Linked DNA regions of Mus musculus: regions 1, 3, 4 and 5 are each linked to region 2. A link is a loop called in an ENCODE intact Hi-C map of the cell type or tissue named here. Cell type or tissue: heart. All regions are shown on one strand. Region 1 holds the start of Dph6 (diphthamine biosynthesis 6). Region 2 overlaps G630016G05Rik (RIKEN cDNA G630016G05 gene). Region 3 has its middle 3.4 kb from the start of 3110099E03Rik. Region 4 has its middle 58 kb from the start of Zfp770. Region 5 holds the start of BC052040 (cDNA sequence BC052040).

What was found. Peaks named below come from ENCODE experiments on the same cell type or tissue, not always from the same donor. Only the 100,000 strongest peaks of a DNase experiment are listed, where the experiment ranks them.
Region 1: a loop joins it to region 2, with 2.2 times the contacts of the local background. A loop is called at or near these places in 4 of 42 quality-filtered maps.
Region 3: it touches region 2 in a loop (6-fold over the local background); 13 of 42 quality-filtered maps call a loop at or near these places.
Region 4: a loop joins it to region 2, with 2.9 times the contacts of the local background. A loop is called at or near these places in 5 of 42 quality-filtered maps.
Region 5: a loop joins it to region 2, with 2.7 times the contacts of the local background. A loop is called at or near these places in 13 of 42 quality-filtered maps.

Annotation. Positions count from the first base shown.
Region 1 is chr2:114,652,930-114,657,929 of GRCm38, forward strand. It overlaps Dph6 (diphthamine biosynthesis 6), which reads right to left and starts at 2,035. Exons shown (of 9, transcript NM_025675.5): 1 at 1,902-2,035. The coding sequence starts at 1,924. In heart, a CTCF peak has its summit at 2,222; DNase peaks (open chromatin) are centred at 1,792 and 2,002; H3K4me3 peaks cover 1,792 bases; H3K27ac peaks cover 2,052 bases.
Region 2 is chr2:116,069,195-116,074,194 of GRCm38, forward strand. The region is part of intron 2 of G630016G05Rik (RIKEN cDNA G630016G05 gene); the gene reads left to right. Among named protein-coding and RNA genes, the nearest start is that of 2810405F15Rik, 4.4 kb to the right of the region's middle. In heart, a CTCF peak has its summit at 2,467; a DNase peak (open chromatin) is centred at 2,557; H3K4me3 peaks cover 3,875 bases; H3K27ac peaks cover 3,800 bases.
Region 3 is chr2:115,513,082-115,518,081 of GRCm38, forward strand. No RefSeq gene overlaps it. Among named protein-coding and RNA genes, the nearest start is that of 3110099E03Rik, 3.4 kb to the left of the region's middle. In heart, a CTCF peak has its summit at 2,150 (motif pointing right); no DNase peak of the experiment used is centred here; H3K4me3 peaks cover 355 bases; H3K27ac peaks cover 2,412 bases.
Region 4 is chr2:114,257,420-114,262,419 of GRCm38, forward strand. No RefSeq gene overlaps it. Among named protein-coding and RNA genes, the nearest start is that of Zfp770, 58 kb to the left of the region's middle. In heart, a CTCF peak has its summit at 3,122 (motif pointing right); no DNase peak of the experiment used is centred here; H3K4me3 peaks cover 233 bases; H3K27ac peaks cover 429 bases.
Region 5 is chr2:115,579,330-115,584,329 of GRCm38, forward strand. It overlaps BC052040 (cDNA sequence BC052040), which reads left to right and starts at 2,387. Exons shown (of 11, transcript NM_207264.4): 1 at 2,387-2,656. The coding sequence starts at 2,556. In heart, a CTCF peak has its summit at 2,413; a DNase peak (open chromatin) is centred at 2,362; H3K4me3 peaks cover 2,599 bases; H3K27ac peaks cover 2,602 bases.

The DNA.
Region 1 (5,000 bases), 1.4 Mb before region 2:
GTTTAAAATATGTCAACTCTTTAAATATCCTTTCAAAGTATTTCTCAAGCTGTGTTCTACAGAACACAGAGTACTCAAAGAACAAAAAGCATTCAGGAACAAAGAATTTTTTACTGTTAATTATTATGATGATGTTATTCATTTCCTTTGCATCCTGATGCCACCTCTCCTCGCTCCTCTCCTATGAGTACCTCCCTCTCATGTAGCTCCATCCACCATACCACCCCTTCTTTGCAGAAAAGGGGAGGCCTCCTAAGGACCAACCAGCCTTGGCATATCAAGTTGCAATAAGATTAGGTGCTTCTTCTTGAGACTAGACAATGCAGCCCAGATCGGGCAGAAGATTCCAAAGGCAGACAATGCAATCACAATATATTTGGGTTTCTATGCTTCAGAATAAATTTAAAATAGCCTGCCTAGATAATCTACAAGCTTCCATTCAACAGGACATCTTTTTTTTTTTTTTTTTTTTTGAGTTTTTTTTAGTCTTTGACTTAGTGATATAAAAGAATGTGTTTCATTTTGTCCTGGAAATACATTCATACCCTATCAACTGTTGTACACACAAATTCAAATACATGCATGTGGGTACACAATGCACACAGATTTATCAAACTGAAGCTTAAATATATGGCCATGTTATACACAATCATACACAGTACATGTATATTTATTTTGTGCATTCTTATTTCCTAATATACAGCTTTTAATTGTATAATTTCTCAAACAGCACCTCTAAATTCCTATCCACTGAGTGTTTTGAGGAACACACTCCACTGAGACTTTCTTCTCTCCAGTTTCACATGTTTTACTACCCTGCTGAGCTTCGGTAAACTAAGTTCCATGGCTGCCTTCCTGGCTCACATTTAATTTTTATCTCTCTTCACCAAATAATCGTGATGGTTAAAGTTTTATTCCCTTTATGTGTAAAATTTATTAAATTATGGTGGGTTTTCATTTCCTTAAAATGGCACAGAATCAACAGATCTGGCATTTTCCTGCCACTAGAGAAACTGGCTTACCTAGACTGTCACCCACTGTCAACTAGCATCAGTTACCTAGGGCATTAACAACAAATGTGTACGTGTGCTTCACTAGGCTAACAAAAAGAGACTGTAGCAATAAAGTGGAATTCACACTTTTTTGAGGTCTAAATCTCAAGAAACAATACACTTAAGGGTCTTAAACTAATATTGCTATGCCCCTTATCACTGCCAGGCACTGAAACAGATCAAGGATAGCTCTGCTTATCAGCTATAGTATCTGGGCTTTTAAGTAAGTTACTAGATTTCAAACTACTTTTGGAATATGACTTGGGTTGCCCAGGGTCAGTAAGGCAAATTTGTATCCAACGCACTCCAGAGCATCTAGAAAAACCTAGCTTATTTTCAACTCAACCAGGAGGAAATACATCTGTCAGTAGCTTGAGTTCCAACGGAGGTGTCTGACAACATAGGAGCAAAGCAATCTCAAACCATCTAGGGGATCCTACAGCTCTCCCGGCAAGCCAGAGATGTGAGAAGAGAGTGAGGTTGCAATCCTCCTTCCTGGAAAGGATCAAGACTGAGGAGAATTATAGAGGACAAAAACTGCTAACAAGTAAGTGAAGTTAACAGCGGCTCTCAAAGTTCAGAGCAAATAAAAGTCCAACAGGCGTGGTGACCATGCGCCCACGGAGGAGGAGGAGGACCCAGGAATTAGTGCTGTTTAGCTTTGCCAAGCTGCCAGAGAGGAGGCGCGTGGGGCCAGGGAGCCCGAGCAGATCGCCCCGCCTCTTCCGGTGGCCGTGGCGCCGGCCGGCCCACGCGGCGCCCCAAGAAGTGGCTCCGGATGTTTCTACAGTGGCCGCGTCAGGATATAGCCTTGCCCAAGAGTAAAGCGATGGCCCCAGTCCTCATTACCTGATCAGGGCCGCGACCCTCATTCTGGGCGCAGTGTGCGTGCGTACGTGCGTGCGTGCGGTAACCACAGACGCCAGGCCCGGGATCCCGCGGCGACTGGACCTACACGCGCGGTCCTCGACCTGGTGTCTGCTGCGCTGCCTGCCCTCGACCATGCCTACTGCCCCTTCAGCACCTTGCTGAACACCCGGGTGTAGAGGCTAGGTAGTCTCAGCATCTGTTCCCTGATACATGGATATATGGCTCAGAATTTACAAAAAGAAAAAAGTTTAGGCACAGCCTAACCACCTAAGTAAGGGCAGTGAAGCTGCCAAGGGAAGGGCATGGTCCTTGGTAAACCGCTTGAGGGTGCTGGGATTGTCTGGGTAGTAAATTCAAAGTCACAAGTTCTAAGATTTGAAACACTACCTTGGAAAGGGGATTTAGTCTCTCTCCTCTCTTCGTCAACTACAAGAAAGAAATCTTTTCGCCCTTCCTACCCCCCCTCCAAAAAAAAAAACCCACTAACCCCTGATCACTTTTAACTTCGAGGTTTGCATCTCTGCCCATTGAACCAGTGAGGCTACATGACCTCCGCCTCCTATACTGTGTTTTTGCATTTTCCCAATACAGAAACTGAAAAACTTGCACTCCAGAAAGCAAAACGAAAATCTAATTTAAAATACGTTTGCCAGTACTTAGTTATTTGAATGTACTAAGCACTCTTTGGAGCTCCTGGGATCAACTGGTGTACGATATAGACCACCATGCCTACCTACATCCATGAACAAGGAGTTTGTGTAGAGGTGTAGGAAGAAGAGAATTTAAAAAGAGAATTGTATGTTAAAGTGAAAAATACTGTACCAAAAGAGAGAGAAAGAGAGAGACAGAAAAAAAATGCAGAAATAGAGGGTACACGTGGCATTATTGGTGAGTTAAACTAACTTAAACATATACATCTTTGAATATTATTCATATGTAAAGAATGTATATATATATATATATATATATATATATATATATATTTTTTTTTTTTTTTTTTTTTGAGACAGGTTTTCTATGTGTAGCCCTGGCTGTCCTGGAACTCACTCTGTAGACCAGGCTGGCCTAGAACTCAGAAATCCACTTGCCTCTGCCTCCTGAGTGCTGGGATTAAAGGTGTGCGCCACCACTGCCTATGTATATACACATTATATACATGTAATACATATATATATATATATATATATATATATATATATGTGTGTGTGTGTGTGTGTATATGTGTGTGTGTGTGTATATATATATATATATATATATATATATGTATATATATACATATATATATCTCCAGTGAATGCCCAAACTCCCAAAATCCGTCTTCCCAATGTATCCATGTTGAATAAATCTCCCTTTCTGATTTCTACTTTCACCTGGCTTTTTTTTTTCCAGCCTGCTGGTTCTGGCCATATTTATTTCATACATGTGGGATACACTGTCACTGCCTTTAGACACAGCCTTAGACAGCATTGGATGCCCACTACAGATGGTTGTGAGCCACCATGTGGTTGCTGGGAATTGAACTCAGGACCTCTGGAAGAGCAGTCAGTGCTCTTTACCGCTAAGCCATCTCTCCAGCCCTTCACCTGGCTTTTAAAATTGTATTTTAATTAAAGACTGCTGGCAGGACATGAATTGGGCACAGGTTTTGAACTGAAGGTTTGATGACAAAAGAACAGGTAACTGGAGAAGAGTAACCAGAATGCATGATGGAAGATGAAGTCTGGGTGGTGGAGAGAGAAGATCATCCAAGGTGGTGTAGGCCATCTCAGACTTTATAGCACAGGTATGGTTGAAGGTTTTATAAGGACAACAGGTTCTTATAACACTGCAATGTTGAAAACATCTATTAGGGAAGAAATCTATTTTAATGTTCCAGGAGAGATGATGTGATGTGATCTAAAAACAAGATGATGGATTTGGCAAAACATGAAAAGAATTAGTATTTTTAAAACAGTCAATATAGTTGAATAGACAGATATGGGTTACTAAAGAAAGCCATGAGAAATGAGAACAATATCATGAACTAAAGGTAGGATGTGTGAGACACCTCACATTGTGTGGGATACACATTAGCAATCCGTCTTGCCATACTACAAGTGCTTTCAATGGCTCCAAATAGTTGGTATGCGTCATCATGGCATTGATAATTTGCTATGAGTATCAGTATTATAATCGTGTGTGCAAAAAATAATCTGTGATTATAATTATTTACCAAATCAATTAAGTATTTGAGATGTTGGTGTCTGGTTAGAGATAAAGCATTCAAATTATACATTATGAATCATATGCTTTTCAGCCTATGAAATTTTGAAAGTAACAATTTATGTAATACATATGACAAGATCATTGGGAGTTGAGTCCATTGAACTGATGGGTAGTTAGAGTAGTATAGGACTTGAAAGATAAGGACAGGAGAAACAGATACATCTTCAAACAAAGATATGAGAGGTTAGCCTTACTGGTGGAGAGGTTATGTTGGTCAGAGAGGAAGACAAATTGGACAGTCAGGGTGATGCCCAGTTATCTAGAATCAGGAAATGCCACTCGAAGTAATAGCAATGACAGGAAAGTTAGTCTAGCTGTTTATCATCAATTTTAGAAAGCTGTGTAGATTATCAGTAATTAACATGTGGACTATTTTGATAAAATAAGCATCAAGTGCCTCAAAGACTCATTTTTTTAAAAATTTTCTACCATTTAAAATTGTTTTTCCTTGCCACATTTCAAGAGAGGGTGAGAAAAGAACTTGCTCTCCCTACAGCTGCATATTAAGAATTACATTTTGTTTCTCTGTGTTTAGCCTCATGCTAAGATAATCTCATCAAAGATACTTATTATAATGTGTATATACTGGGGCTTATCTATAAGTGAGGGGATAACATGCTCAGGCCCGTTACCAAGGTCAGCCAGTTTTCAGAGGTTTCCTGCTCCCCCTGCCACCTTTATGTTATCCTTTGTATTGTGCATTTTACCCCTAGGAAAAAAATTCTCAAAACTTTCAATTGAAGTCCTTTCAACTAACAGAATTTCCTAAATGACCTCATATAACAGTGCCAAATGTATTGTCTCCTTTTTTAC
Region 2 (5,000 bases):
ATAGCATGCTGGTGAAGGCCTTTTGGCTTTGAAATTCACTTTATCTAAAAGGAGCGGCTGCTTTCACTGAAGAGATGGGTTACACAGATGCACGCTATTGGTAAAACTCTTAGTTTAAATGTTAGTTTTAAAATCTACCACTGCCATGCATTGCACAGGGGATCAAGTTGGAGTATCTTTCCTGATCCCTGTGATACCACAAGTTGTGATCATCCAACAGCTTATGGGTGTTTTTATTAATACAACAGCATAGGTTGCATATAGTGAGGGACTTGCCTCTGTTCCTCATCTCGATTTCCATGTCTGGTAGAAGCCATTGCACAACAGCGAGGTGTCCACACTTTCTCTTTTCTTTCTGTATATGGGCACCTTGTTTTCAGAGCTTCACACTCCACACCCTTTGTGGATTCATTTACTCTCCCACATTTGAGGTGAAGGGAAATAGGTGGGGCAGCCCCAGAGACAGACAAGAGATGGGGGTCACAGGCGCCATGCACACCTCAGTCAACAGTCAGCCCCTTCTGCCCAGGCTGGAAATGGTTTTAACAGGCGGTAAAATTTCATCTTGCGGTGTCAAATTGGGGTCATTTTGGGGTTAGAGTTCTCAGTGTCCGTGAGGAGCTGTCCAGCTGTGTGGGGACTCATTAACTGCAAAAGATCTGTTTCAGTAAAAACAATTCAAAGACAATTGGAAGGCTAAAGACTCTCTACAAATCGCGTTTTACAAGTGCCCCAGAACAAATATGGTTGGTAAAACCTATTTCTTCACAATCTTAAATCAGCTACTTAGCTCTGGAGTGGGGGGTGGGAACATTGAATTAAAAAGGAGGTGAAAAGGGGGGTACTGAAGGGGGTGAATGAGAAAGAGAATTGGGCCTCTCAAATTTAAGAGTCTGTTTTTAATCACCCCCTTTCTTATTGAAGCATCTCCTAGACTTCTGAAAAGCACTCCTTTCTATTTCTCCCTTTCTTCTTTTGATCCCTTGTGGAATGTTACTATAGGTAACATTAAGGATTTAAGGGAATAATATAAGCCCCCTAGTTCTGTAGTCCAACGGCATTGGCTTTTGGGAGGGGAGTTAATTTGAAGTAGCATTTATAAACTCCAACTTTATTTTAGCTGTGCTTGTTCAGCCTCCTTGAGGTGGTAATTGCGGCTGTTCTTTTTATATCCCCCCTCCCCAATGTCCAGATCCTCTGCACAGATAACTCCACATTCCTCAGAACTGTGAGGTCCTGAAGTGTTAATCTGTGTATTAAAATCACCAGATTTAAATCCCTTTTGTCTTCTTTTCAACAGTTAGAACAATTGATGCTTTATTACCAGAGCCAGTAAATCCAGCCTTAATCTTGTTTGTAACTTTAGTTAATGTTTTGATTTGGAATATTTCGTATCAAGGAGAGTTTTATTGAAGAAAGAAGGTGAGATTATGTTTGAATTGGGGAGGTTCTGCTCAGCCTAATGGAAGATAACTTACTCCTTTGAGTTAAGAGGGGTTTCATTGGGTCAAAGGAAAGCTCATTGCTAAAACGGGAGGCTAGCCATAGGAAATGCCAGGGTTTTTGACAAACAAGGTTGATACTTAAAAGTAAAATATCAATAGGAACGAAGGACCTTTATTTCCTTGAATTAGTGAATCTAGCCGGGGTGGGACCTCAAAAACACACGATCCATTTGCTTTTTCTCTTGCCATGTCCACTTCTGCTCTCAGGTTTTCTCTTTCCATCTGCACTACTTTCCTTTGGGTTCTAAAGGAGGGTGAGTTTTAAAAGTCCTTTCCCCCTTTCTCCAGGATTCCTGGGCTGTCTGTAAATTGTTCTCCAAGGGTGCTGTGGTCCTGCAGAAACAGCCCTGAGTCTTATGTTATTGGGACAAAGGCTCAGGGCTTAGGTTGTCTTCTGCCCTGGTCCTGCTGGCTGACAGTTGGAATTTTTGATATATATTTTATTTGGCATTTCTATTAACGTGTTTGTCCCACACTCCAGCCCTTGGAGCCATTTATTACTTTTAAAACGTCTCTTCTCCGTAAACCTCCGCTCATCCTTGTGAACTGTTTTTGACCTTCTCCGCAGTATAACTGAAAAGTTACAGTAAAAAGAATTCTGCTCACTTGCTTACCTCTTACCTTGGTTCGTGCTCTTTCTAGATGGTGTCTACCCTGGGAAAGGGCCCCTGTCCTCACACCACTACTACCACCACCTTACTGGTTTATTTTTGCTTTTGCTTTGTGTTTACTTTTATTTATTGGTTTTTTTCCTTTTTCACACCTTCGTGCTCTATCATAGACTTTTTTTCACCCTGGAAATACGATCAAATGAACCGACAGGTTAAAAAAAAAAAAAAGATGGAGTGGAATTGTTGCATTTTGCTTTTGCCCTGTTTGATTTCTTCCCATTTTAGCTGTTTCCCTATGGCGCGGAAAGAACGGGTTTCAATAAATAGCCCTCTAGCGCTATCTGGCGGGGCTCCAAACACTCTGTGCACCGTGGCGCTGTCAGTTTCTCCTTCCCACGCCCTTCCTCACTTCCTTTTCCTTTTCCTCTTGCTCTATCTCTTGTCATTTTTGCGCTCTGTATCCCATTTCCAGTTCCTTCTTTTCCCCTCCGCCCCTTTCTAGTCTTTACTACAGATTCCAATGCAGACAGGGACACCCCCCGCCCCCCGGACTGGACGGTTGTAACTAGAAGGCAGTCGGCCACCCAGATCATAAAGACTTTCCAGTCCTGATCCAGAGTGACTCACACTCATCTTCTCCCTTTGTTGAGCACCTTAGCTGTGTTAAAAGTGTTGACGAGCCCAACACTCCGCGGGTGGTGTTTTGAAGGGGCTTAACAATTGGGAAGTTTTCTGGAAACAAGACTTTTTTCTCTCCCGGATTCCGGCTAGTACAGCTTATATAAGTTTGAGATCTGAAAGCCAGGAAGCCCCGTGTGGGAGAAAGGAGGCTTCGAAGGGATTGGACAGCACAGCAGGGGACAGAGTTGTTGTTGTTGTTGTTTAGGGGAATAAGATACTCGGTGCTCTCGTCCCCGGGGAAATCTAGGTTTCCAAGGGACTGTCTCAGTCTGCAGTCTACATCCAAGGCGCCTGTCCATTTGTTCTTCCTCAGTTAGCCAGATTTATTCCCAGAACTCCCACCAATCACACACACACACACACACACACACACACACACACACACACGCGCGCACACTTTAGAGACAAGTGTCAAAGTGGGACTAGGAAAGCCCCCTAGAAAAACCACATGGTGAACCAACACACACCGTTCGAGTAAGCCAGTGGGGCTAAACGGGAGTTACACGCATCTTCCTGTACTTAAAACCGCTCAGTGGTGCGAGCCGAGGTTAAGGAAGACCGAGACCCAGACAGTAAGCCCTGCTAGGTGGCTCATCGATAGGCTGCTGTATCCATTCATACTCTCTATTTTTCTCTTCCTCTCCCGTCTCTCCCTCCCTCTTTCCCTCTTCCTACTTCCTTCCAGCCCTGTTTCTCTCCCCCCTTTTCTCTCTCCCACCCTCTCTCCATCCCTCCCTCCCTTTCCTCTTTCTGTTTATCCTCTTCTTCTCTCTCATCCTTTCCTCCATCCCTTTCCCTCACACTCAACCTGAGAAAAAGCTCCAATCTGTGCTTTAAGCAAATGTCTTCCTTCCATGTACTCCTCTAAACTCTGGGATTCACGTGGCCAGAAGGCTTGTTAGGAACTCCTAACGGCTTCGAAGTAGAAAGGAGGCTACATCTCCTAACATACCTAAAAGGTGTGTAGTGCAGGCATGAGCAACTTTCCTTTGTAAGTGTTCTGAACGAAAGAACGAGGCTCTACTCTGGACCTCTTTATATACAAATGACAAACAGAATGGAAAATAGCAGAAAGGGTGCCCTACTACCAGCTCTACTCCCTAAGAATTTTTCTCACTCACCCCCCATTTATGAGGGAAGAAAGCACAGTTTGGGTGTAATTAATTGAAGATTGTTATTAGGTCATCATTAGTCAAAGTGCAAATAATTGCTCCCCATTTTTACTTAAAATTGACCAGCCTGAGAGTGATAGATCGATTCAGAGGATAAAAATGATGTATCAAAACATCAATGTCGATTATTTGAAATATTGTAGTCGAATTTTTTTTATTGCTTCATCGGTTAAGTGTCTGAAAGTGCGGTGTTCAAACATATATTTATGTTGTCAATACTGTCAGAATTGTCAGTTTTACTATACCGGATATGTACTACATTTCAAATTTGTTCATTTGCATAAAATGCCCACCCTAGGATTCCCCCCACCCCACCCCTCTCTGGAAAATCCCTGTCAGCTTTTTCAAAGGATTCTGCAATCTTTGCCTAAGCTAAAGTGGTCACTGCTTCTCAACTCAAATCTCCAGGATGGACTCCACGTCCTTTTCGCATTTGTTTAACCTTGGAAGAGGCACTTCCTTCCTTTTGCCCAACTCTGCTCTTCTTCAAGAGAGCGCTGGAGAAATACAAACGCCACATTCTAGGTAATAGGTACAGCATTTGGGTAGGACAACTGGACCAAACGGACTCTACTTTCTTGGCTACACTCAGGTAAACCCAGACTCCACCAACCTTGGACGTCAGGGCCCACCCTCAAATTACCTGAAAGATTGAAATCTTCCCAAGAAAAATGAATGTGGGAGTAAAATACCCTTTCTTTATGGTTTTTTTTTTTTTTTCAGTTAAAAGCTGCAATGGTAGGAAAGGAAATAATACACATAAGTGTTGGCACGTTTTACCTTTAAAAGCTTTTGAACTCCATCGAAAGACACAGGTTGCAGGCAGAACTGACAGTTTTAATTCTACCCATTTTCACGAAGCACATCAAATCAAAGGCACTCATTTATTTTATGGGGTGGGCTATTAGAAAGGCAGATAGGGTGAATTTGATTGTCTATCCTAAAAATCCCAGAGAAATTAAACTCCCTCATTGAAACACAAACATTTCATTGCTCTGTACAATTAGTCTAAGACTAACTGAAATGTATAC
Region 3 (5,000 bases), 560 kb before region 2:
GCCCTATAAATCTGCTCATTTTGTTTAGATAGTCTCCAGAGTTGTAAAAAGTACGACTGCTCAGTTTTAGTATTGTTTTGGAAGAACTAATTCTGCAGAGAACAGACCACTGGCTATTCTCGATTACTTTGCAGAAGGTTTATTAAGGCTGTCTGTAGCCTTAATTTTTCTTTAAAGGAAACTTTATCCTCTATTTTTTCCCTAACTCTAATGGAATCTTCAATGGAAAAAAAAAAAAGAAAGAAAAGAAAAAATAAAATCCATTTATTCATTAGAATTAAGATTTCTCAGAGTAATTTTATCTAAAATGGAAATTAAATTAATTAAAATTCCAAATGGCATTCTCACCTCCAGGAATCAGTCAAAAATATGTTGCTTCCTAAGGTCCCAGTAATAGTCACAGTATTTACACCTAACTTACCATGAGGTTTTAAAAATAACTCCAGGAGAACATTTTTAGGACATTTACAATCTGAATTAGACAACAACAACAACAATAACAAGAAAAAATGAACAAAAAATCAGGCATTTCTCTGTGAAAAATAGCTACTGTAAATTAGGATGTTTGATGAAGGATGTATTTTTAGAAAACCCTGTAATTTGAATTTGAGAGATGGGTCAGGCTGCAGAGGAGAAGCAGGAGCCCTACAAAGGCTTAGGAAGGGGTTTTGTCTTTTCTCTTGAGAAGAAGTGCAGGAGGCACAAGCCCTTCCTTCCCCCTGTCTCATGATAGGCACAGGATTCCAGAGATTGGTCGGGTGACTTTGCACTTAGGCCAAGATTGATTGCAATCCGGGGCTTTGTTTTGTAATGCCTTATCCCAGCGGAGGCATGCATAAACACACGAAATGACTAAACTGGGCAGCCATCTGACCTTTCAGAAAAGAGGCAGTCTTAAAAACTGCATCAACTTTTCTTTGAAGAAACAAGCTTCATGTCATTGAAGGGAGCCTTGCAGCTTAGCTCCTTCGCTGCCACGCAGCCAGACTACACTGGAATTACCAAGAAATAGGAGGACCTAGGCTTTGCGCCTTCTTCTCCCCTCCCCCGCTCCCAACCCTCTTCCCCCTGAGTTCAGAAAGAAAATAGTGTTACTAGTCAAGTGATCATTGTCAAAACCATGGCAAGTGCCAAACAAGGCAGAGCCAAGCGATCATTAGTTCAGCATTCAGCTCAGATTTCTCTAATGTTCAATTAATGGGCTAGATTTCATCCAAGTTGGGATTTTTTTTTCTTTTCTTGTAAAGTCTCGGTAATGCTTTAAACCATCTTTTAAAGGGGTTGTACAAGCCAGGTTTACTGTCTTTAATCGGTTAATATTAAATTTTAAAAACCGAACTACGGATTCTGACAAACTTAGGTATCTCATTTTCATTAAGTGCAGTTTGAAATGACTAGTAAACGGAAGGAAAGAATTTGTTAAGAAATTTACCAGCACCACATTAGAACTGAACGTATGTGGCTTAATGACGTAAGATGTAAATAGCAAATCCAGCTCTCATTTATTGAAAGTTTTGGACTTAGGTAGAGAGGTAACAGAGAAAATTTTGACCCTATCTCTTAAAGCCAGCCTGGTAACTATGAATGAGAATCTGCCTTTCACATAAGTAAATTAATCTAATGTTTCAAATATTGAGAATGCTGTTGTATTTTTTTACTTCTTGACAAATGCCACCACAAAAAAAGCAACTACAAACATGAAAGTAACCAAGCAGAACTTTCAAAAGAGAAAGGAAAGCAATACGATAATTTTTGTTTGTAAACCCATTGACATAAAGAGTCTAACCTGTCACAAACTACACTTCACCACCGTCTGGCATTTAGGAACAGTCAAAGCCGACAGCATTTTGCTTTCATCAATTTTGTGTTAGAATTTCGAGAATCTGAATTTGGGAGGACATGGGGCAGGGGACAGGAGAGTGTGCCTAGATGGCTTCTCCTCCCTGGGCATGTATAATTGAGCGCAGAGACTGAATGCTGAAGAATGTAGTTGCTGCTTCTAAAAGGTAACTCGTGGGTTGTTTAGAAATGTTTTAAATGCCTGCTGATGAGAGTCAGAAAGGGAGGGAAAAAACAGAAGAGAGGAGAATTGGTTCCAGGGACAATCACACCATCGTCAAAAAGATTAACGGGCCACTAGGGGACAGCAGAAAGTCACTGAATAAGGCACTGGCAGGGACCAGAACAAAAGGCTTTTCTTTGTCGAAAGCGAGGGAGATAAGGGAGAGAGAGAGACAGAGACAGAGACAGCCAGAGAAAGAGACAGGGAAAGAGAGAGAAAAGAAAGAAAGATTTCCAAACCCAAATCATTTTACAAGTGAATTCAAAGCATATTTTTTAAAAGCAGAAAAAAAAGGCCAGCAATCTATTTTTGATTAAGTTCTGTGTACCAGAATACTATAAGCTATATATAACTGTTATGTTGACAAATACAAACATGATTCTATTTTCTGCTACTTAGAGTGAAGAAAAGTTTATGCCAGAAAAAAAGCAAAAACAAAACAAAGCAATGCACTATAAAACCCATCAGATGGAACATACTAAATGAGCAAACCCGGCATTGGCTCAGCAAAGCCCAGTGTGACGAGGGTCTTACCCATTTCAACAGTCACAGAATATAACCAGTAACCAGAACGTTGATCACAACTAGCCCTGAAAACGGGGAGTGGAGTGCCGGCACAGGCCCACCGTACAGCAAACTGGAACACTTACACTTAATTCTGAGTAGTGTGGGAATTAAAATGGCTAAAGAAGGATGAAATAATTTAACATTGGTCATGATCTTAAAGGCTAAGGTGCATCCTTGAGCTATTTGCTGTGTGAGATGCCCATCATTGTGTCTGTGTTTCTACAACTGCAATCATCCCAAACACCATACATAGGTTTGCAACCACAGATGACTGCCTTAAAAAGCAACATTCTTATCACTCGGCAAGACTTAGACTTTTAAGTTTCTTAAACCCATCATGGGTCTCCTTCCTTAGCTTGATCTTCACAAGGCCTACATCACTGGCCACTCAGTCTGTATCTCCCCTGCTAACAATGTCAATGATGCTTGGAATTATTATCATTATTATTATTATTATCATTATTATTATTTTAGTAATCCCTACCATCCGGATCCTGCCTCTTTGATGTGGACGTTTCTAGTCCTTGATTTGTGTTGTATGTACTCACTGTTTGCTTGACTCATAACCACCATTTCCCTTTATGTCATAGAATCAAAAGGTTGGGAAAGCTTTGAAAAGTCATTTCATCCCGTTTCTGGTTTGCATGTATTGTTTTGTAAAGGCAGAAATAAAATATGGCCAATCTGCTTCTTGGCCCTGATTCTCATATTTGACTACACCGGTTTTACAAAACAGGGTTAACCAGCAGCGAGTACTATTTCTCACACACTTGGACAATTAGGATTCTTTTCCCATGACCAAAAACAAAACTTTGGTTAAAATAGTCTGCTTAATATAAATACCTCCCATACTTTTCTCTTTTTCTTTTCTTGATGTATGCAATCCTCCCCCCCTTTTTTTTTCCATTCTGTATTTCGTTTTCTTCCGGCCAAATATCCTAAGTGATACTGTTCATTCATCCCATATGGTCTCTGGCCCCAGATCACAATTTATCCACTCTTTTCCTCTCTGGGGTCCTGCATGGAAGATTGTCCTTTCCTTTTTATTTTTCAACTTCAACTTTCTGACTTAAAATATAATTAATAACCATAATTCAACACAGCCTAAATCCAGAAAACCTGATGGTTCTCTCCTTGCACATCTCCTGGGGTTGGGAAGGCTTCTTAACATCTTGCTTGAATCCCCATTGACTGCACTTAAGACTCCACGGCTTGTACTGTCCTCAGAGGAAACAGAGACCAGCTGTTCACCTCTACCTGCAAAGGGCTGTGTTCTGTCATGGAAGGGAGGGCTGCTGTTAAGCCCTCCAGCTCTGCCTCTCCAGACTAAACAAGGCCGCTACTTCACCCCTGTTTCACTGGGGCTATTTCTCAATTCCTCAGCCTTCTTGCTGCTGTCTCTGAACCTACTGTAAACTCTGCACACTTGGCAGAAGTCTTGGGAAGGAACAGGACACAATAGGATAATGAGCAATTGATTAATATTGCATTTAATATGGACAGCCTGAATTCTTCTGTGATTGTCAGGATTTGTGTGTGAGCAACAGGGCTATGTTTTAACCCATAAGTACCTTTTTTTTTTCCTTACTTAAACTTAAGGAAATCCTTCCTGATTCTTAATTAATGTTTTTCATTCTGATAGTTAACTGTTTTTTACTTTTCCTCAAATAATGCTTACATTTTTCTCTTTGCTCCTATATTTCTTTTTACCTCCACTGTCTTTTCTCAAATGTAATTCACAATAACCAACATAATGACAAAATTGATAGGTTTTTAGGAGGCATAATTAATTGAAATGTGTATTTAAATAACTTTGTAATGGTGGATAGTGTGGCTTAGGGAAAGGGAAAGTCTGAAAAATATTAGTGCTACATTAAGAACAACGTAAAATTTTCTTTCAAACAAAAACACTTGATTAGCCTGACGTGGGAAATAGATTGGAAAGGGCATCAATAAGTGATGTCAACTTCTGCAAAACTAAGAAGCCTTTGGCCTTCATCCTTCGCTCAATCTCAGGGAAACTCTGTGAGTTACACGTTTTTTCACAACTGTGCCCACTGCTCTGCCTTGCCTCCTGCTTTATCAAATCAGAGAAGATAGAGGTGACCAGAGTTACCTCTCGTTTCCTCATCCCTGCCACTTGCAGATCGCAGCATGCTTTCTGCAGGCTCGTCTCGCAGGGCAGGTTATTCCACTTAGAAATGATATTCAGTTTTAAGGCCAGAGATAAGAATACAGCAAATTCTGAGCCATTCCCATGATAAGCCACTGATAAACAAAATGGTCAGTAACAAGAATACAGCAAAGAAAGAGCAAAGATTACTATATCCTGGTGCTGCCCAAAAACTGTGACAAAAAAGGGGGGATTGCT
Region 4 (5,000 bases), 1.8 Mb before region 2:
GAGCTATCTCTCCTAAGAAGGATTGGGAACAACCTTTGTATATTAACTGAATCTCTCTCTCTCTCTCTCTCTCTCTCTCTCTCTCTCTCTCTCTCTCTCTCTCTCTCTCCTTTTGGGGTTCCCAATTCCTCTGTTTCTCCTTTGCATGTGCTAAGTTTATTCCGGATCCTTGCTTTCTCTTGAAAATTGTGTGGAAATCATATGTATTTTTAACATTCAACTACCATCTGCAGTGTATGCTGGTGGCCTTTATTCTCTGAATCTTATGTCTATTCTGCAGTTTTTCTGTGATTTATATATAACTATACAAGTGCCTCTGTTTTGAATAATATTTCCCCCAATGGAAGCATGTCCTAGAAGGAGGAGGTAAATACATTTAACTCAAGGAGCCAAGGAAATTTACAAGGCCCAGGACTCTCCCCCAAATTACAAGACCCACAAGTCCCTTTCTCAAGATTAAGTAGCAGTGACAATTGCTGGGGAGAAGTTTCTCCTCTTGTGGCTAAAGTGCCTCCAAGTTGTACAAGGGGGTAGGTTCCTCCGTGGATGCAGGTTTCACGAGTCATCTCTCAGGTTGCCTTGGGCTTTTGGGTGATGCAGCTGCCTTTGAGTCAACAATGTTTTTAAATGCACTGGGACACTAAGGCTAGGTTGGAATTACTTTTTCAGACTGTCCTAGGTGCCATGTCTTTGGTGAATAGATGTTTGTTCACGGTTCCCCAGGAAAAGCCTCTCAACACCGGTCATCTTCACCCAGCTGTCCCACACTTGCCTTGCATGAGGTCTCAAACTGAGCTCATTATTATTCTGCCTATGTTAGTGCTCCTGTATAGGTAATGGGACGCTTGGCAGCTCACTCCACGTACTACTATTCTTCAACATCATTCATTCCTTCCCCTCAGTGGCTTCCCCATACTCAGCAAGCCAGCCAGCCTTTCTGATTCTATCTGCTAAGCATCTCTTGACACCATCCATTCTGGGCCGCCCCTCTACCCCACTGCCATTTTCTGAATCTGACCACCTTCGCCTCCCATTCTGATGACATTCTCCCCATCGATCTCATTGATCAGATGGCTCCCACTCTGCACACTGTGGCTGTACAGATCACATCAGCTCTGATTACAATCCTGCAACAGCTTTCCCTTGCCCTCTGGCTGGAATTCAGCTGCCTTTCAATAACCTGTAAGATTCTCTGTGGGATGTGCTGTGCTCTCCTCAGCCTTCTCGCCCCTTCCCTGCCTCTTCTCTCTCAAGTTGTACGTGCTCCTCCAACGACACAGCTTCCTCCAGTTCCTCAGATAAGCCTGGGTATACCTGTTGTCCTGTTGGATGGAAAACTACTTTCTAAGCTCTTTCCTCATTTATATTTTCATTCCCACCTCTGAAAAACAACAAGAGCAACAACAAGCCTTCCTTCTTGACATACTAGGTTCCTGCCAGGGGACTCTCTCTTCATGTTTAGTCCACTCTTCTACAATCCTGTCTTTATTTATCTGTATACCTCATAGGAACTTCTGTGGAGGGAGAGGCCCTTTCACTTCACAGGTGTGTCCTGTATTGAATTGAGCCTTTCTTGCACATGGTAAAGGCAAATAAAGCCCACAGATATGTACTGATGGAGTCCATGTATAGAACTTACACACATGCTTGTTTGACAGGCTAATTTCTGCTTTTCAGCATCCAGATTTGCTGAGGGCAAGGCTTAAGCCAGTGGGTTTCTTTCTGTATGCAGGAGCTCTTTAGTCCCACATACATCCCTGAGCAGAGGGAAGGTCACAGAATAGTGGAAGGTACAGAATGCACAAGGCATCCTTTCATGATATAGAATGACTGAATTCTACTAAAAACGGTGCTTAGAAGTGTCATAATACTTATTTCGTAGTGGAATAAAGAAGGAAAAGGAAAGAAAAAGGGAAACGGGTAATTAAAACAATGAGGTTTTCTAAAGAAATCTTCAATCGTGAAGTCAAGGACATTGAGACAGAGGCAAATGCTGTCTTCCTAAAAAGAAATGTCTTTCAGAAAATTCCTTAAAAATTCCCCTGATAGGGTGGAGTGTGTATGTTAAGCTTATGTCTCTTAAGTGAATTTGATTAAATAAGCTACCAACTGAGATTTGTTTATTAAAACCTAAAGATTTAAAAAGCCCTTTGGATTGTCTCTATGCATGTCTATTATATTTAGAAGATTGCACCTGTGTACAATAATACTTTCTGCTCAGTAGAAGGAGAAGCACGAACAATCAGACTTAGAAAATGAAATTAAGCCTCATCTTGGGACTTTCCAGACCTAGTCTGCCGCCTCCATGAAAGTGTGGGTGGAACTTTTGCATTTTACAGGTTTTCGTGAAATCCTGCATTCACCCACAAGACTTGCTTTCTAATACTGGCAATGATGTTTCAGAGAAAGAAGTCGACAGGAAGGAAATGCTTAGGGCTTCTGTGTTCTCCCCACTCACTTATTTATTTGCAAATACTTAGAGTCTGCCTTGTTTTGAGCATATGCACATTTCTTGTATCTGGAGAGACAGTAGTGAAAAGGATAGATGTGGTCCCCGCTTCTGCGAAGCACATATTGTGAGCAGGAGAAACAACGACCACGCAAATAAGTCCGTATTGAAGGGTGATGAGCTGCAGGAAGCCAGTAGGATGATAGTGTGCTGGAGACAGGTACATTGGGAGAGTTGTGATGGTGGAAGACGGTTCTATTGTGACGGGACAGATCCAGGCTTGTGAGAAAACTTAGGAAAAAGCCCTCCCATGGAGGCAGCAGCGACAGCATGCATTTCCCAGTGTCTTCCCACATAACTTGCTGCCCAGTGTGTTGGGGATAAATGTTAGCTTCCCCCAGCTGCTCTTCCCAGTGCATGGGTCTCTCGAAGGCCCCAGAGATTGCAGACCCCTAAGAGCATAGATCACTTGAAGAAGTAAGCGAGGCAGAGAAGTGGAGAAGGGGTGTTCTACCATTCTCAGCAAGAAGTTGTACTTTCACGCCAAAAATATGTTTTTCTCTCTCTCCACATTTAAAAGAAAGCACTCTTGAAACTGAATGCAAGAACCAAAATTAACAAAGTAGCCTTACATTTTAGGGAGGTTTGATTATAGCATGTGTTCTTTCTTTTAGCCACTAGAGAGCAGTGCAGCCCATCAAATGCACCAGGAGGCTCATGATCAGGGCTGAGGTTTAAAGTGAAAGTCCACACCACAGGTCAACTTCTGCCCTTCCCTTTCCTCTCCTATGCCCTCAAAACCCCACTGTCTGGTTTCCTGCAATCTAACGTTCACAAAAATAACCTAGAAGCAAATTTCATGTTTAGAATAAAACTCGGATTCTTTGGGGGGTGGGGGTAGAAATCAGTGCATTTAATCTTGTTGAAGGCTATTGGGAGCCTTCCCAGCAAAAGAGGCTCAATGGCTGCAACCCAGATCCACACAGAACAGGGGCAGGGCTTCTTGAGACTCTTCGAGAACAGACTGAAGATTAGGGTGCGTAGCCAAGAGGGCAGGGGCGTTTGTACTGATAAGCTGAAGGCCAGCTAGCTGTTGGTTTGGGTGGCAGCAGAGGTGGTCTCACCGCACTAGCCTCAGTGGGCCCAGGAGACTTCTTTCTGAGCCTCTCAAGTTTCAGGCGAAGTCCAAGCTGCCTGTTCACTGTTCTGTTGTATTTCTTCATTGGTCCTTTTACGAAGCATGGAAGAGAATGGGTTGACAAAAAGAGAACGGTGACAGACTTCTAGCTATATACACTCAAATAAACCCAAGGTTTTCAGATACGAATTTACACACACAAAGGTAAGAATCTATAAAACGGTGGCTACCTGAGCAAGGACACAAGTTGTTCTCCTAGGCAGCCTCTACTGGTCTATTATAACAAAACAAGTGGGAGAGAGAGGGGGCAGGGTGGAGAGGAGCCATTGGCCGGATGACCGCTTTGTCTTGCTTTTCATTAGCACGTAAGTGACTGGCGCTGGAATTGCATGCCGGACTTTTGGTTCTGCTGGTAGCACACTGTGCTCAATAAAAATTAATCCATCAATCAACAGGACAGAAAATCCTATCCTGCCAGAAGCAATACCTCCTGTTTGTCCCATACAAAAGCTAATTAGAGTGTTGGGTGTTGTAATGGAGGCAGAAACTGAGCAAAATAGAAAAAAAATGTCCCACAAATTATCAAATAAAAAATGAGACGGGGAACAAAAAACAGATAGCAGTGGAAAGCTAATAGTTCTTATTCCCCCCCCGAGGATGGCCTCTTTTGACTCAATGCAATAGAAGTTTGTGTATGTGGGACTCTGGAGTGCCAATGTTTGTTGGTCAATGTTGGTCAGGGGCATCTTTATTCTTCCCAACTACTTACCCTAGAACCACTTACTGCTGTGCTCTCAGAGGTCTGGTCTCTAACCCGCGTCTATCACAAGGGCTTCTGAGTTCACTGGAGTTTTGCTTGGTCAGGGACTGGAAAGAACAGTTCATCTGGAAGGAGGAGCTGGGATGCTGGGGAGGCCACAGAGATGGTATGAAACGGGAGTAGAAAAGCTAATAAGTCATTTGTGACTCCCTGAAGAAATGTGTAAGGGTGGAGAGGACACACACACACACACACACACACACACACACACACACACACACGGTTGACAATGACACATTTATACATACACACAAGGTATAATGTCACCAATCCCTACCTCACACGAGGTTACCTCTTGAACTGAAGACTTAAATTCTAGAAGCTCTAACTTTCCCAATCTTAATATTAACGGAGAAGTTCTGGAAATTGCTATAATCATCACAACTGGTTCAGTGTTATTAATTTTCCAGTGGTGTCTCGCAAACAAGCCCTAGAGGTGAGAGAATGGTCAATACAAACAACCCTTTCTTTTTCTTCTTATGTCACAAGGCATGACTAGCCTGCGCACCCTGCTACCTAAAGACACATTTATTTAAAAGAAAAAAAATAAATTTAGAAAACTCTAGGGTAACCAAAGTTTTCTGATATTGGAC
Region 5 (5,000 bases), 490 kb before region 2:
AATTAAGTCACAGCAGAAGAGCTCCGCCCAGCTCTTATTTTGTACCTAATACGTCACTGCAGATGAAAGCAGCACAGAACACTCTGCTTCTCCCAGTACTAACTTTGTAAACAACGACCAGATTTGAGTTAAAATAGTAGGCTGCCAGCATGTTCAAAATAAAAACAAGAAAAGAAACCTGGCCATTTCCGTAAGGGTTGTGAGGGCGAGGGCAGGACAAAAGCCAGGGAGAAGAGGGTTGCTATAAAAACAACTAGCGCAAACATCCTTGAACTGATGTTTTCTATAAAATCCCCGATGGCTGTGAACTGGAAGGAGCGAAGCTGTGAAGGGGAGAGGGATTGGGAGCCAAGTGCTGTCTGCTTCTCGTCAGTCAGCTTTCCTGCACAAGTCACGGCAGGGTCAGCAACAAACTAACCAGGTGGCAACTCCAGGCTCCGCTGCCATAAATAACGGTTATGCGCTAATGTCACACAACCAGATCTAGATGTAAAGCATATGGGAAGGAAACTTTCTGAGGTAAAGATCTAGAAACTCGCAGCGCTTGCTCAATTCAGGGACCGCTGTTGGTCCTGAACTTTGGAAACTGTCAAGAAAATATAGTGAAAACTAGAGGGGGAAAAAGAGCCCCTTGTATGTGATTTTTTTTTTTTTAATTAGAGTATTTACTTTAAAAAAAAAAAAACAGAAAAATGGACCCTTTGGGTTTAGGAGAGTGACTAGGAGATGAAGTGATTACGCATTGTTGAGAGGCAGCAACACAGCGTACCAATTTTCACTTAAATCCCACTCTGGCTATTGACTTGTTCTCATGACCTCCGGGAAGTTCCTTGACCTTTTATGCCTTTGTTCACTCTGAACAAAGGAAGGACGGAGCAATAATGGGGATAGAACCTGCGCCAGGGGAAGTTACTGGGATTAAGGGAGTCCTTACAAGAATACCAACAAAACACTATCTAGTAAACATCCTACCTAGTTTACTTAAGGAACTTAGTCTTTATAACCTAAGTTACGTAAATAATGTCTGTTGAATGCTATGCTAAATAAATGTCTCTTGTACTATCTTATTGTTTTTATTGACAGATGGTCATTGGACATAGTGCTGATTTCACAAATATAAATTCTTTCATTTTTATGTCCACACACTCCCCCAGTCTTATTGCTTTCTCAGTATTTCTCTGCGTTCTTTCTTGTACATATGTGTATGTATGTAAATGTGTGTGTACTTGTGATCTATGTAAAACTGAAGAGCCACAAGGGAGAGGAAGCAAAAGATATTGGTTTGAGTCCTTTTTCCAGATGTAGTCATTATTTTAATCTTTAAAACTGTGTTTCTAAACCACATTTTGTTTATTCTTTCATCTGTTGACTGACAACTACGGTGACTCCATAACTTGGCTCTATACTACCTTATTTAGTCTTAAAACCTGCCTCATGAATTACAAATTTTTATAGGTAAAGTAATTGAGGCTTTGATGAACTAAAGAATTTACCAATGGGGTCTTATCTAGGCCAACCTTCCAACTTACACTTTACACCAAATGAAAGCAGTAAACCGTTTAAACGTGCTAAAACCTAAGCAGATTTTCTTCCTTTTGCTCAAAATGGGAGAGAACACATATCATACGCCCACCTTAGAAACAAAGGTTTCAAAAAACCAAACCAAACCAAACCAAATATATAGATGCTCTAATATATTAACTCAGAAGTTCGTATTTCTACACATTATTGGGCACTCACTATTGTGGGGGCCAGGAATTTACTTCTTTATGTATGCGAGAGTGGAATTGACATTCTACTGCCAGTTGTTTTAAGATGCAGAATTTAAGTTCTCAACAAAACCAGCATTGCTTTCCACCAGAGAATTTAATGCAGAATTTAAGTTCTCAACAAAACCAGCATTGCCTTCCACGGGAGAGGCTGAAGAACTTTCCCAGCACAGGCGAAACCGCTGGTTTGCAGAGATCCTGTTCGCTGCTTAGCTTCCGCTCACCTTGCTCCTTTGCAGGCCATCTGCTCAGAGCGGCAGAACTGGGCGTGTCGGAAAAAAACACATTCAAATCCCGCGCTCCACCAGAGCACTTCCGGGTTTCCAACTCCAGGCTGGAAAAGCATCCCTGTGACCCGAAACGGGCCGTCTGTGTTTCTCGCAGCTGGCAGAGTGTCTTCAATGAGCGTCTGGGTTCCGATCTCAGGGAGGTGTTGCTGGGGACACCTGCCCCTAAAGACGCAAAAAGAATTCGGTACGCAGCCGCCACTTCCTGGTTGCTTTGCCCTTACCCAAGATGGCGGCTAGTTGCCTTCGGCCCGGCTTACTGCGGCTGCTCAGTACACTCTGCTGGCGCAAATAGTTCTACAGCCCGCCTCTCCCGCGGAGGTGAAGCCTGGGACGCTGCGTGTCTCCGCCCCGCGGTGCAGCTAGGGGGGTGTGCTTTGGGGGCATAAGGGATAGCTAAATAAGTGGAGGGCCCAGGGTCGTACCGCGCTCTGCCCTTCCCTAGGTTCTAGGCACCAAGCCCGCACGAGCCCAAGGGTGATTTTTCCTTGGGCCCAATATGATACTAACCAAAGCCCAGTACGAGGAGATAGCCCAGTGCCTAGTGTCTGTACCGCCCACTAGGCAGAGCCTGAGGAAGCTGAAGCAGAGGTTCCCCAGGTAAGTCCCCATCTCCAATTCTCACAGCATTTTACCTGCACCCCAGTTCCCGCCACCCTGGCAGTCATAGAAGCCACGTGTCACACACAAATGGGAGGAACAGAGTTAGGTCGAAGATCATGAGAATGCTCTCTTCCCTCCACCTGCCTACCATACAAAACATTTAATGGCTGAGGCTCCTGAAGTCACTCCAGGCCTTGGGAGTTGAATCCAACTCAGCAGATCTTTACTTGATACATATTGCGGGTATGAGAGTGTACACATATTAAGTAGGTGCTTCATAGATGACCAGTGGTTAATCCACAGATACTAGCAGTAAATAATTGGTAATGGGATCTTTGCAACGTAAAAAAACGTGAATTGGCGGTTCATCGCACTGGGGTGCTGCCAACTTGACACAGACACCTAGAGATGGTAGATCTAGAGTGAACAGGACCCTTTCGGATTGCCACTGGTAGCAAGAGGGCCCAGGCCCAAAGGGGGCCTTGTCTTGTTGGCTGTGCAATGAAAAGATTCTTTATAGAGTTGAGAACATTAGGGGGTCACACTCTTGAGTCTGGTCATTTGGATCTCAAGGTCTGAAGGTTTCTCATTGTGTGCATACGTATTCCCCATGGGTTTCATACTTTTCACTTTGTTGTGGGATTTTAGGATTTTCCCACCTGCTAGGAAAGGTTTCTTAGAGATTATATAACATAGATTTTTTTCCATTTATAAGATGTAAAAACTGAGACCCACTCATTACTTGAATACCTGTTCAAAACAACTAGGTCATCATAATTAATATGTTAAATAATACAGAACATTTTGTATATTTTTTTATTCAAAACATATTATGACATTGAGCATAGTTACTCCTAATGGAGAGCTTTCCTATCAATAACACATAGCCTTTGACCATGCATCACCAGAGAGATTTCATTGAGAAAGACAAGTTATTGGATAGTAGGTATCAATACAAATTGAAGCATATCTTTCATGACCTCATATTTGGTAGACTAATTTTCCTAGACTCTAAAGAGAAAGGCTCTCCTTCCAATATTGTCCATACTTAAGGACTTTGTAGCTAGGGGATTTATCATAGTTCCTGTTCAAGAGCAGAGTTGACAAGTTGGAATTTAATTATTATCACTAGTTTTTTTTGCATCCTTTCTAAAATGAGTGGTGACTGACCATCCAGGGGGAAAAGGTATAAGATGTAGGTATATTATCACATGTATGTTATATAGTATATGGAATGTTTTATATGTGTATACATTGCTAGGGAGTTTTGGAGCTTTTTTGATACATTGCTATCATTATGGACACATATTACTATTTTCAAAAGAACATATGTATGTATTTGGATCCATATGTGTCAAGGTATGTGTGGAGGTCAGAAGAAAATTTGGAGTTGTTTCTTTCCTTCCATCAAATGGGTCTGGCAGTGGAACTCATGTAGTTAGGCTTTTTGGCAAGTGATTTGATCTACGAAACTATTTTACCAGCCCCACCATTAAAATATATATATATATATATATATATATATATATATATATGTGTGTGTGTGTGTGTGTGTGTGTGTGTGTGTGTGTTCGTATGTATAGTTATATGTATAGTTATATCCTAGAGTGTTTTCTAAAATTTAAATTAAAGCTGAGAAATTAAATAAAATACTACTAAATTTGTTTTGAATAATAGTAAGTATATTGCTTGTTGACATTTTATCTATAATAGTCATAATTCCAAAAATGGTTGAGATACGGCTGTATACTTTTGCAAATCTCTTTAAGATCTGCCTTAACTACAAGAAGCTGCATCTATTTTTATATTTAACTAGTTGTCATATATTGCTGATAAAAGGATAAGAGGAGGGACTGGAAAAATGGCTCACTGAGGAAAGTGCTTGCTATGCAAGCATGAGGGGCCTGAATTTGGATCCTGTAGGAGGGAACCTCTTCAGGTTCCTTGTCTCCTCTGTTTAGCATTTTGGTCAAGGTCACATGCTTTGTCTTCTGGGAGCCTCCCCCATTCCATGTCTCTTGGACTTCCTAGAGATTCTCCACCTCCACCCACACCCACATCCATCCTTACCCCTGGGGCAGCTGCAGATTTCTATTGACTCTCCTGGCCTTCTGAGCCTCTCTCCTGTCTCTCTTCATGGGGTATCTTTCCTTGATTGGTGATTGATATGAGAGGGTCCAGCCACCCCTTGGTGGTCTTGCAATGTGTAAGAAAACAGATTGAGCAAACCATGGAGAGCAAGCCAGTAAGCATTGTCCCTCCATGGTCTCTGCTTCAGTTCTGTTTGTAGGTTGCTGCTCTAACGTTCCTTTGTGATGATCTGCAACTGTAAGCTGAGATA